Linked DNA regions of Homo sapiens: region 2 is linked to region 1. Evidence: chromatin loops called from intact Hi-C (ENCODE). Cell type or tissue: CD4-positive, alpha-beta T cell. All regions are shown on one strand.

Region 1 (5,000 bases):
TAGTCCTAGCTACTCAGGAAGCTGAGGTGGGAGGATGGCTTGAGCCCAGGAGGCAGAGGTTGCAGTGAGCCAAGATTGCATCACTGCACTCCAGCCTGGGCAACAGAGAGAGACCCTATTTAAAAAAAAAAAAAAATATATATATATATATAGTTAATATATTTATTATATAATATTGTTATATAGTTAATATAGTTAATATTGGCCATTAAGCAAATGAATTAATTTTTTTTTTTTTGAGACAGAGTTTTGCTCTTGTTGCCCAGGCTGGAGTGCAATGGTGCGATCTCGGCTCACCACAACCTCTGCCTCCCAGGTTCAAGTGATTCTCCTGCCTCAGCCTCCCAAGTAGCTGGGATTACAGGGATGCGCCACCACATCCAGCTAATTTTTTGTGTATATTTTTAGTAGAGACAGGGTTTCTCCATGTTGGTCAGGCTGGTCTCGAACTCCCGACCTTAGGTGATCCACCTGCCTCGGCCTCCCAAAGTGCTGGGATTACAGGCATCAGCCACCGCACCTGGCCATGAATGAATGTTTAAAGACCTTCAAGGCAAGAATAAATAAATAAATAAATAAATAAATAAATAAATAAATAAATATGTATTAAAAAGGCCGAGCGTGGTGGCTCACGCCTGTAATCCCAACACTTTGGGAGACTGAGGTGGGCGGATAACAAAGTCAGGAGTTCAAGACCAGCCTGGCCAACATGGAGAAACTCTGTCTCTACTAAAAAATACAAAAATTAGCCGGGCGCCTGCAATACCAGCTATTCGGGAGGCTGAGGCAGGAGAATCGCTTCAACTCAGGAGGTGGATGTTGCAGTGAGCCGAGATCGTGCCATTGCACTCCAGCCTGGGCAGTAAGAGCGAAACTCTGTCTCAAAGAAAAGAAAAAAAAACCTTCAAGGCAAGAGAATGGAAAGGTGAGACAAAGAAATCACAGTAATAAACCCTTAGATTTGTAGTGTGATTAACAGTTAATAAAGTATTATCACATTTGTTACTCACTTGATCTTCACATAAATCCCAGGAAAGGAGAAACTATTAATATCCTCACATTATAAGGAGGACCCTAAGCTTCAGACTGATTAAGTGACTAAGAAAGGAAACGCAGCCAAGTGGCACAGTCTACAGACTCCAAACCTGCAGCCCTCCTAGTGTTTCCCCTGTGCTACGGGGTGAGCTTCCTATGATGGTAAGGTACAGATCAGTTGCTTCCCAGTCCTGGTTTGAATGACAACTTCATTGAATACAGACCCGTCACTGGCTTGGTGGGAGGAAGAAGCTCCTTTGCTGCATTTCCTTTGATAATGAAAGTTCTTGGCAGGGCGCAGTGTCTCACGCCTGTATTTCCCTGCATTTTGGGAGGCCAAGGCAGGCAGATTGCTTGAGGTCAGGAGTTCAAGACCAGCCTGGCCAACATGGAGAAACCCTGCCTCTACCAAAAATACCTTAATTAGCCAGGTGTGGTGGTAGGTGCCTGTAGTCCCAGCTACTGAGGAGGCTGAGGCAGGAGAATCGCTTGAACCTGGGAGGCAGAGGTTGCAGTGAGCTGAGATTGCGCCCCTGCACTCCAGCCTAGGTGATGGAGCGAGACTCTGTCTCAACAACAACAACAACAACAAAAGTCATTTTTCCACAGGGGATTCCCGTTCCACCACCTTCTTCCAGTGTGGTCCCAATGACAGCCACAGTAAGATTCTACAAAGAAGACAGAGTTCACTCTTTGGTAATCCTGGGGTCTACAAATGTTCAAATACAAGTAATTCAGGTTTGGATTTACCCTACAAAAACCAAGTTCTGGCTGGGTGTAATGACTCACACCTGTTATCCTAGTACTTCGGGAGGCTGAGGCAAAAGGATCCCTTGAGCCTGGGAGTTTGAGACCAGCCTGGGCAACAGAGGGAGACCCTGTCTCTAAAAAAACAAAACAAAAAACAGGCCAGGTGCGGTGGCTCACGCCTGTAATCCCACCACTTAGGGAGGCTGAGGTGGGTGGTAAATCACCTGAGGTCAGGAGTTCAAGACCACCCCGGCCAACATGGCGAAACCCCGTCTCTACTAAAAATACAAAAATTAGCCAGGCCTAGTGGCACGAGCCTGTAATCCCAGCTACTCAGGAGGCTGAGGCAGGAGAATCACTTGAACCTGGGAGGTGGAGGTTGCAGTGAGCCGAGATCGTACCACTGCACTCCAGCCTGGGCGACATCTCAAAACCAAAACCAAAAACAAACAAACCAAGTTTTGCCAGCAGAGGGAGACATGACTATGTGACAGAATTACTGGATGAGCTCCAATTTCTGGGCTATCAATCGTTATGCAATTACCTAACTGTATGAGTTATTACCTAACTATAGGAGTCTACCAAATGTGTCCAAGCTTGATTTCTCATTGTGCCTCTTTCCTCTGCAGCTTCCTGTCTACAATCTCTGCTGTAATTTCTGGTGAACAGGATTTGTCAACCTAAATAAAAAAATCATAGAAAAATCTGAAAATTAAGACTCTGGATATTATAAAAAGAACAGTTCATAGTTGTTCCCCTTTACTGAGAACCTAATGGGTGGGTCACAGATGTTTTATCTAATCTTCACATTCACTTACCTGGTAAGTGGCTGCACTGGAACTTGAGCCTAATTCCTCCCACTCGAAAGACAGTGTTTTTCCTACCACCCTGTCCTAAGCCCTGAGGCTCAGCCCTCAATCCACCTCTATCTGGTCTAACTCTACCTTCCTCTTTCAACACTACCTGCCTCCTCCAGACCTAGGGGCCTCTTCCTTTCCTTACCTTCTGGGGCAATTTGTACGATGTGCAATTACCATCTGCTTTTTTAAATGGTGCTATCCATCCATCTATGAATATATTGTGTCTCCCCAACTCGAGTTCTTCTAATTTGCTATAAGTAAGTGTCTTGTTCCAAAAGTAATTTAAGAACATTTTTAAAAGAGTTTTGACCAAACTCTATATAGAATTGTCTCAATTTTGTTTTAAAGCATCGTACATGTTGACTCCTCTTCCTCTTACCCTAAATACAATTCATCAACAAATGCTATCCCGGTTCTACTTAGAAAATCTGTTGATCCTGATTCCAAAACTCTCCATGCTACCACCACTACCCTCTTAGTCCATGCCCCCTACATCTCTCACCTGCACGCTGCAGTAGTATTTTAACAGGAACCCCTGGTTCCACCCTTATCCTCCTACTCTTCCTCTGCGACAGAACAGCTAGAGTCTTCCTTCAGAACTACATATCAAATCATCCTACCTCCTCCTCTCCATCCTCCAATGACGTCTCATCCCTCTCAGAACGAAATCCAGGCTGGGCGCACTGGCTTACGCCTGTTATCCCAGTACTTTGGGAGGCTGAGGTGGGCGAATCACCTGAGGTCAGGAGTTCAAGACCAGCTTGGCCAACATGGCAAAACCCTGTCTCTATTACAAATACAAAAAATTAGCCGGGCATGGTAGTGCATGCCTGTAATCCCAGCTACTTGGGAGGCTGAGGCAGGAGAATCACTTGAACCCGGAAGACGGAGGTTACAGTGAGCCGAGATCATGCCACTGCACTCCAGCCTGGGTGACAGAGAGAGACTCTGCCTCAAAAAAAAAAAAAAAAAAAAAGAAAGAAAGAAAAGAATGAAATCCAAAGTCCTTGTTGGGGCACGTACACTGTACTCTATCAAGCTCCTGGTCCCTTCTCCTGTATCATGTGTTCCTATTCCCCCCTTCCCTACTCTCATCCAACAACACTGGCCTCCTTGTTCCTCAGTCCTGCCAAGCACCTTCCAGCTTGAGGGCCTGCGCACTTGCTCTTTCCTCTGCCTGCAAGCTCTCTCTCCCAGCGTCTCACTCGGCTTCCCTCCTTCCTGTCATTCACTTGTATTTGCAAATGTCATCTCCTCAGAGAAGCTTTTTTGTCCGTGCTTCCTAAAATACTTCTTTGTCATTCCCTATATCCTTACTCCATTTTGTTTTTCTTCACAGCACTTACCACAATATGACATTCTAGATATTTCTTTATCTGTTTATGTTTTCTTCTTCCCATTAATGTGCAATGAGATAATTTCTCCCAGTGCCTAGAAATATGCCTGGTTCAGGCCCGGCACAGTGGCTCATGCCTGTAATCCCAGCACTTTCGAAGGCTGAGGCAGGCAGATCATGAGGACAAGAGATCGAGACCATCCTGGCCAACATGGTGAAACCCCGTCTCTACTAAAAATACAAAAATTAGCCGGGTGTGGTGGCGGGCACCTGTAGTACCAGCTACTTGGGAGGCTGAGGCAGGAGAATCACTTGAACCCGGGAAGCGGAGGTTGCCATGAGTCGAGATGGCTCCTTTGCATTCCAGCCTGGGCGACAGAGTGAAACTCCGTCTCGGGAAAAAAAAAAAAAAGAAATATGCCTGGTTCATGATAAGACCCCAGGAGATATTTGCTTAATGAATAAATGGTGAATTAAGCTATTAATAGTTTTCACAACTATCTTTTTTTCTTTTCCTTTTTTTTTTTTTGAGACAGGGTCACACTCTGTCACCCAGACTAGAGTGCAGTGGTGCAACCACGTTTCACTGCAGCCTTGACCTCCTGTGCTCAGGTGATCCTCCCACCTCAGCCTCCCAAGTAGCTGGGACTACAGCACCACGGCACTCCGCTAATTTTTTTGTTTTTTATTTTTTGTAGAGATGGGGTTTCACTATGTTGCTCAGGCTGGTCTCAAACTCTTGGACTCAAGCAATTCGCCATCTTTGGCCTCTGAAAGTGTTGGGATTACAGGTGTGAACCACCGTGCCCAGCCACAACCATCATTTTGAATGGCTGCTTAACTTAATGTAATTTTTTTTTTTTTTTTGAGACAGATTTTCGCTGTTGTTGTCCAGGCTGGAGTGCAATGGTGCGATCTCGGCTCACCACAACCTCTGCCTTCCGGGTTCAAGAGATTCTCCTGCCTCAGCCTCCCTATTAGCTGGGATTACAGGCATGTGCCACCACGCCTGGCTAATT
Region 2 (5,000 bases), 590 kb after region 1:
CACCAACCCCAACCTCCTGCTGATGGAGCGCGCCAGCACCCGGGACCGCTGGCTGCACAAGCCCAGCTACACTCGCTTCAACCTGGACAGCCATCGCTCCACAGAGCTTACGAATTTCTACCAGGTAAGCTGTGTGGGGCTGCCCTGTGGCCTCCCCTCCTGCCCACCTGCCCCCACCACGGGAAGGGAGTGATGGCCAGGGGCCAGGGGGAGACCTCGCACCTGCCACAGTGTCTTGATTTCCTTTCTCAGAGCCCCTGAGCCAGCAGAGAGCATGGTGGGCTTGGCTAAAGGGAGTAAGGAGGCTCAGGACTTTGCCCCTCTGATCTCTCCCCACCTCCCGGGGCTTCAGGACCCCCAACTCCTGCTCACTCCCACTGCCAGTGGAGCTAGGGGTCTCTAGGGACCTGTCTCTAGGCTCCTGCCCTTACCTTCTGCCCCCTGGAGTCTCTTGGATCTGTGGAATGCCATATATTTTGTAGGTGAGTATAAGGTCTAAGATCCACCCACCAGATGAATAACACACGAGCAAAGGCCCCACTACAGCCCCCAGCCCCAGTTCCAGCCCCACGGCATTTATCCACCTGTGTCCTGGAGCCTGCTCACCCCTCCCTGCCCTGCAGCCCCCTGGGGGCATGCTCTGAGTCACTCTCAGCCCCAGCCTGGGCGAGACTGCCCTGCAGGGAGTGAGCTCGAGGAAGGGGACCCACCCACACCCCTGTTGTTCTTGTCCTGCTGTTCAGGCTGGTAAAGCCTCCCTGGATGTGGTTCAGACACATCCCCAGAGACCACAGGTGCATGGGCCTGAGCTGGCCCTTATGCCCTTGGCAGGGATAAGGGTTCATTCTCTCCTGTGTTCCCAAAACCTTACTCTCTCCATCACCTTCTCTCACAAGCCTCCCCCTCTAGCCTGATTGCAAGGACAAGGTGTGTCCTGGCCCCAGGGCAGAGAACTTGTATGAGTAAAGCAGCTTCCTCGGGAGAGGAGGAGGTTGATGCCACCAGCCTCTGAGCCATGTGCGACCATCTCAGGGGGTCTGCCAAAGCCTCTCCCTCCATCTTGGCGCTCAACAGAACATGCCCCGTACAGTGGGGAAGGAGAGGGGGGAGGAAACACAGGCCAGGCGGACATGGTGCCTGTGTGCACAGCAGGTGTGCGTACGCCTGCGGGGCTGGGTTTTTGTACTCAGTCTGAGCTTGTCCCTTGTCTTGTTTACTCTCCATAGCAAAGCTGGTCTGGTGGGTGTCGTTATTCCCATTAGGCAGATGAGAAGTCGTGACTCAGTGAGGACACCCAGCTGGTTGGCAATTGAGTTGGGGCCCCAGCAACTCCGGGACTCCTCCGGGGGCATTAGGGGAGGTGGCCCCCAACCCTGCCCAGGTGCAGCGAGGCATGGACTGCAGGTGCCTGTGGTCAGTCCTGTGCACTAACAACCTGTCATCTCTTCCTTGATTGAACCATAGATGGTCCAGCAGCATCGGAAGTACTATCAAGACAAGACGGGCACAGTGCCTCGAGTCCCCTACTTTGCGATGCCCGTGAGGGAGCCGGAACGGTACCCCCTCCCCACCGTCCTGTGAGTGCCTGCCCTCCCTTCATCTACGCAGTCAAGAAACGCACCCATGGGGCACCTGCTCTCGGCCAGGCATGCACAGCACACAGACTGAGAAATGAGTTGAGGATCTTGCCCTAAAACGTGCAGTGCAGAGAGTGATGGTTACAGAGCAAGGGGGTCAGGGCATTGGCAGCCTCAGGGGGGATGGTGGTAGCCTGAATGGGCGAATCAGGAAGAGTGCTTTCCCGGCCAGATGCACTGGGAGTTTGGGAGAAGCTCCGTAAGCTTAGTGGGCCTGAATCTGCGGACTGATGCCCCGCCTGCAAAGGCAGCCTGGCAGCTACACTAGTCCTAACGTGGGCGCCGATGCAGAGCGCAGTAAGGAGCTGCTGCCCTCTGGTGGATACAGAGGGCACTACACCGAGCAGGAATCTCCCCCGGTCCCGTTCACATTTGGAAAATGTTCTCCTAAGGACTTTCTGTCCATCTAACTAAATAGGAAAGTTCCTTGCCTCCTGCCCCTCTCTGCTTTTATCTAGGAGAGCTCCTTTCTCCAGGGAAGGCCCACTCTGCCCTGAAAGATGACTTGGGTACTGTGGTTTCTGTGCTCTCTCCTTCCTGAAGCGCAGGCAGGGGGATCATTGGCTCACACGAGGTGTCCTGGAGTGGGGTAGGGTGGTGGGTGGTGCCTGGCCTGGGAGGTCAGTGGATAGAGCTTGGGATTTAGCTCCATGCCAACCACTCCCGGCTTGCCTCAGAGTCCTAAGATTCACCATCATCCTTACTGATAAAACAGCATCTGTTTTCATAAGTTTAATGGTTTTTAAAGAAACAGGCTTCACTGCATCTAAAAGTTCCTTTTTGCAAGTCAGACAGGATCATTTTACAAAAAAGGGAACGTGAGGCTCATTGATCGCCTGGGGAACTTGTGCTGCGTGGCCTGGATGGTTGGAGGCAGAGCTTGGAAAGGAAGCAGCATCTCCCATCACCACCTCTAGGACTCGGGGGCTCTCTCTAATCTTGGAATGGCTCTGAGCCAGTCCATCCCTAGAGTATAGTGGGACTCTCCTGGGGACAGGTATCCTCTTGAGATGGCTCTGGCCAGGATCTGCCCCCCATCCCCATCACTGTGGGGAGAGCGGGACATCTCAACTCTGTTCCTTCTTCAGGTTGCCTGGCCACTTGCACTGCTGCTGACAGTTTCACAACGAACGCAAAGGGCCAACCAGGTGGTTGGGAGAAGAGGGTCAGTGACAGGCCTGGGGCAAGCCCCTCCCTCCCGGAATCCCCTCCATCAGCACCATCACCATTTCTTAGAACATTTGTTGTGTGTTTACTCCTTGTCCAGAGCTTCACATGCATTACTGCATTTATTCCTCAAGTCAAAGCTAAGAGGGGGATACCACCACTGGGCCATTCTTAAATATGCACACTTCTAGCAGGAGTTAGGACCAGAGTCCGTCCCAGGTCTGTCTGACATCTGTGTCCTCACTCTTAACCACTGTGCCATTATGTAAATACAGGTTATTCCCACCCCAAGTCCAGGGGGACTTATCAGGTGTTAAACTGACGAGTAGCCGGCAGGTCAGCTTGAGCTGGAAAGTGGGCACGTGGGGCTGTGGGTGGGCACGCACCACCTTCCTTCCCTGGCACACTGCATAACACCAGTCCCATCCTCACCCCTAGGCCTCCTCTGTGCCCAAAGAAGAAGTGGCACCTTTTAAGACTAGCCCCCGAGAACCTGAAGACCTACCAGACCTTCCCATCAGGGAAGAGGGTCTCTCCACAGGAGCGGAAAAAGAGAGACTGCTACTTTGAGTTCAGAGCATGAGACTTTTAGTTCAGAGCAGAGCCTGATGCCTGAGATCCTGGGTCGTGACCAGCCTGGCTTGCTTGGAATAAAATCTTTAGCCATGACCATGCTACCCATCTCTCCTCTGGATCCCAGGGACACTCGGCCACAGCAGGAAATGCCCCCTGAAGGTCACACAGCATTGTGTCCTGAGGGCCTGCGGAAAGCTCTGTCCCAGGGACTCAAGCCAAGGAAAAGTGGTGTCCGGCTACCTGGCAGGTCCAGCTACCTTCTCCCCAAGGTGGGGCAAATGGAGTTGAGGAATGTAGGGTTCCCTAGTCTTAGTGGCAGGTCACTCAGGTACAGAGACCTCCCACCAGATTCCACTGGTATAAGCAAGGAAGTCCAATTGCGCCGGTCTAAGAATGAAGGGGAAATGACCCCAGAATAATTGCACTGGGTGTGATTGGAAAGGAATTTTCATCAGAGCCCTGACTTGGCGTCGTTTTGTCCACACGATCACTTGTGAGGGAAGAGGTGTTATTATCCCCACTTTACTGATAAAGATATTGAGGCTCAGAGAAGGTGAGAAAGTTGCCCAAGCTTACATAGTTGGGAAGTAACACAGCCAGAATTTGAATTCAGGTCTTTCTGACTCCCAAGCCCTGGTTTTTCCACGACACAGCCTGCTTGTGGTCCATGTGGAGACTGAGGGGCGGGGAAGACATAAACCTGGGGATCCTGAAGGAGTCTGTGGAGGGCGGAGCCTGGGAGAAGAAGCTGTGTGCAGCAGGCACCTTCTGCATTCTGCCTAGGCTGGCTTGGTAGGGTGGATGCAGCATCTACCCCTGAAGCTGTTTCTAGAAGACGATGGGAGGGAATGACCTAGGACCAGACAACTCTTCCAGGAATCCCTATGTTTCGGGGCCCCAGGCCGGAAGTGGATGCTGGGCATGGGTGCTGAAGCCACATGCCTGGGGTGGTCTTTGAGGGTCTGGAGGGTCTGCTCCCACAAGGCTGCTGCTTCCTACCTCCCAGGAGGCTCCTGCCTGCTGGGGCAGGGGTGGGACGGGGGTGAGAGCCCCTCAGTGACAGGATCTGGGATGGGGACCTTAGACCAAGGCGGGGACCTTCTCCAACATTCCAGCACCTCTTAGATTTGATCAAGGGCCCTCCATTAAGGGACAAGGCCCTTATTGTCCTTCAATGGGTGAATCAGGACCTAACTGCAAGGGGAACACAGCCCGGTTCAAGTACACCTGGGGCTGAAGCAGCCCCTCCTCTGTAGCCAGCGATTAGACACCTCCCCCAGGACAGTGTAAATAAGAAAAACCCAATGGGGGGCTTCTTCTGTGTCTCAAAGTCCCTGAGGAGCTGGACCCCAAAGGCTGTCTGTGGTGGCCAAATTCATTCCAGGGCTTGGCTGAATAGCAAAGCAAATAAACTCTAATTGCTGGTCCCACAATCAGGGCCAAGATGCCTTCTCCCTCAGAAGGGGAGTGGGGAGCCGGGCACCGGCTGGAATGGCTGCTATGTGCACGTCTCTGTGCAGCTGTGAACTGTGAGGTGCTGGGGGTCGGGGGTTTTGATGAAGGGAGGGAAGGACATGTATCTTGCTAGGGACCTTCATCCCATTTGGCTTGGCCCCCTGC

Evidence for each region. Peaks named below come from ENCODE experiments on the same cell type or tissue, not always from the same donor. Only the 100,000 strongest peaks of a DNase experiment are listed, where the experiment ranks them.
Region 2: it touches region 1 in a loop (8-fold over the local background); 5 of 110 quality-filtered maps call a loop at or near these places.

The regions. Positions count from the first base shown.
Region 1 is chr2:25,989,463-25,994,462 of GRCh38, forward strand. No RefSeq gene overlaps it. Among named protein-coding and RNA genes, the nearest start is that of KIF3C, 9.5 kb to the left of the region's middle. RefSeq lists a silencer at 2,336-2,385. In CD4-positive, alpha-beta T cell, CTCF peaks have their summits at 2,233 (motif pointing right) and 2,436; a DNase peak (open chromatin) is centred at 2,279; H3K4me3 peaks cover 460 bases.
Region 2 is chr2:26,576,052-26,581,051 of GRCh38, forward strand. It overlaps CIMIP2C (ciliary microtubule inner protein 2C), which reads left to right. Exons shown (of 4, transcript NM_001105519.3): 2 at 1-124; 3 at 1,465-1,577; 4 at 3,243-3,473. The coding sequence ends at 3,387. Among named protein-coding and RNA genes, the nearest start is that of CIMIP2C, 16 kb to the left of the region's middle. RefSeq lists an enhancer at 207-781. In CD4-positive, alpha-beta T cell, CTCF peaks have their summits at 1,966 (motif pointing left) and 2,168; a DNase peak (open chromatin) is centred at 1,930; H3K27me3 peaks cover 733 bases.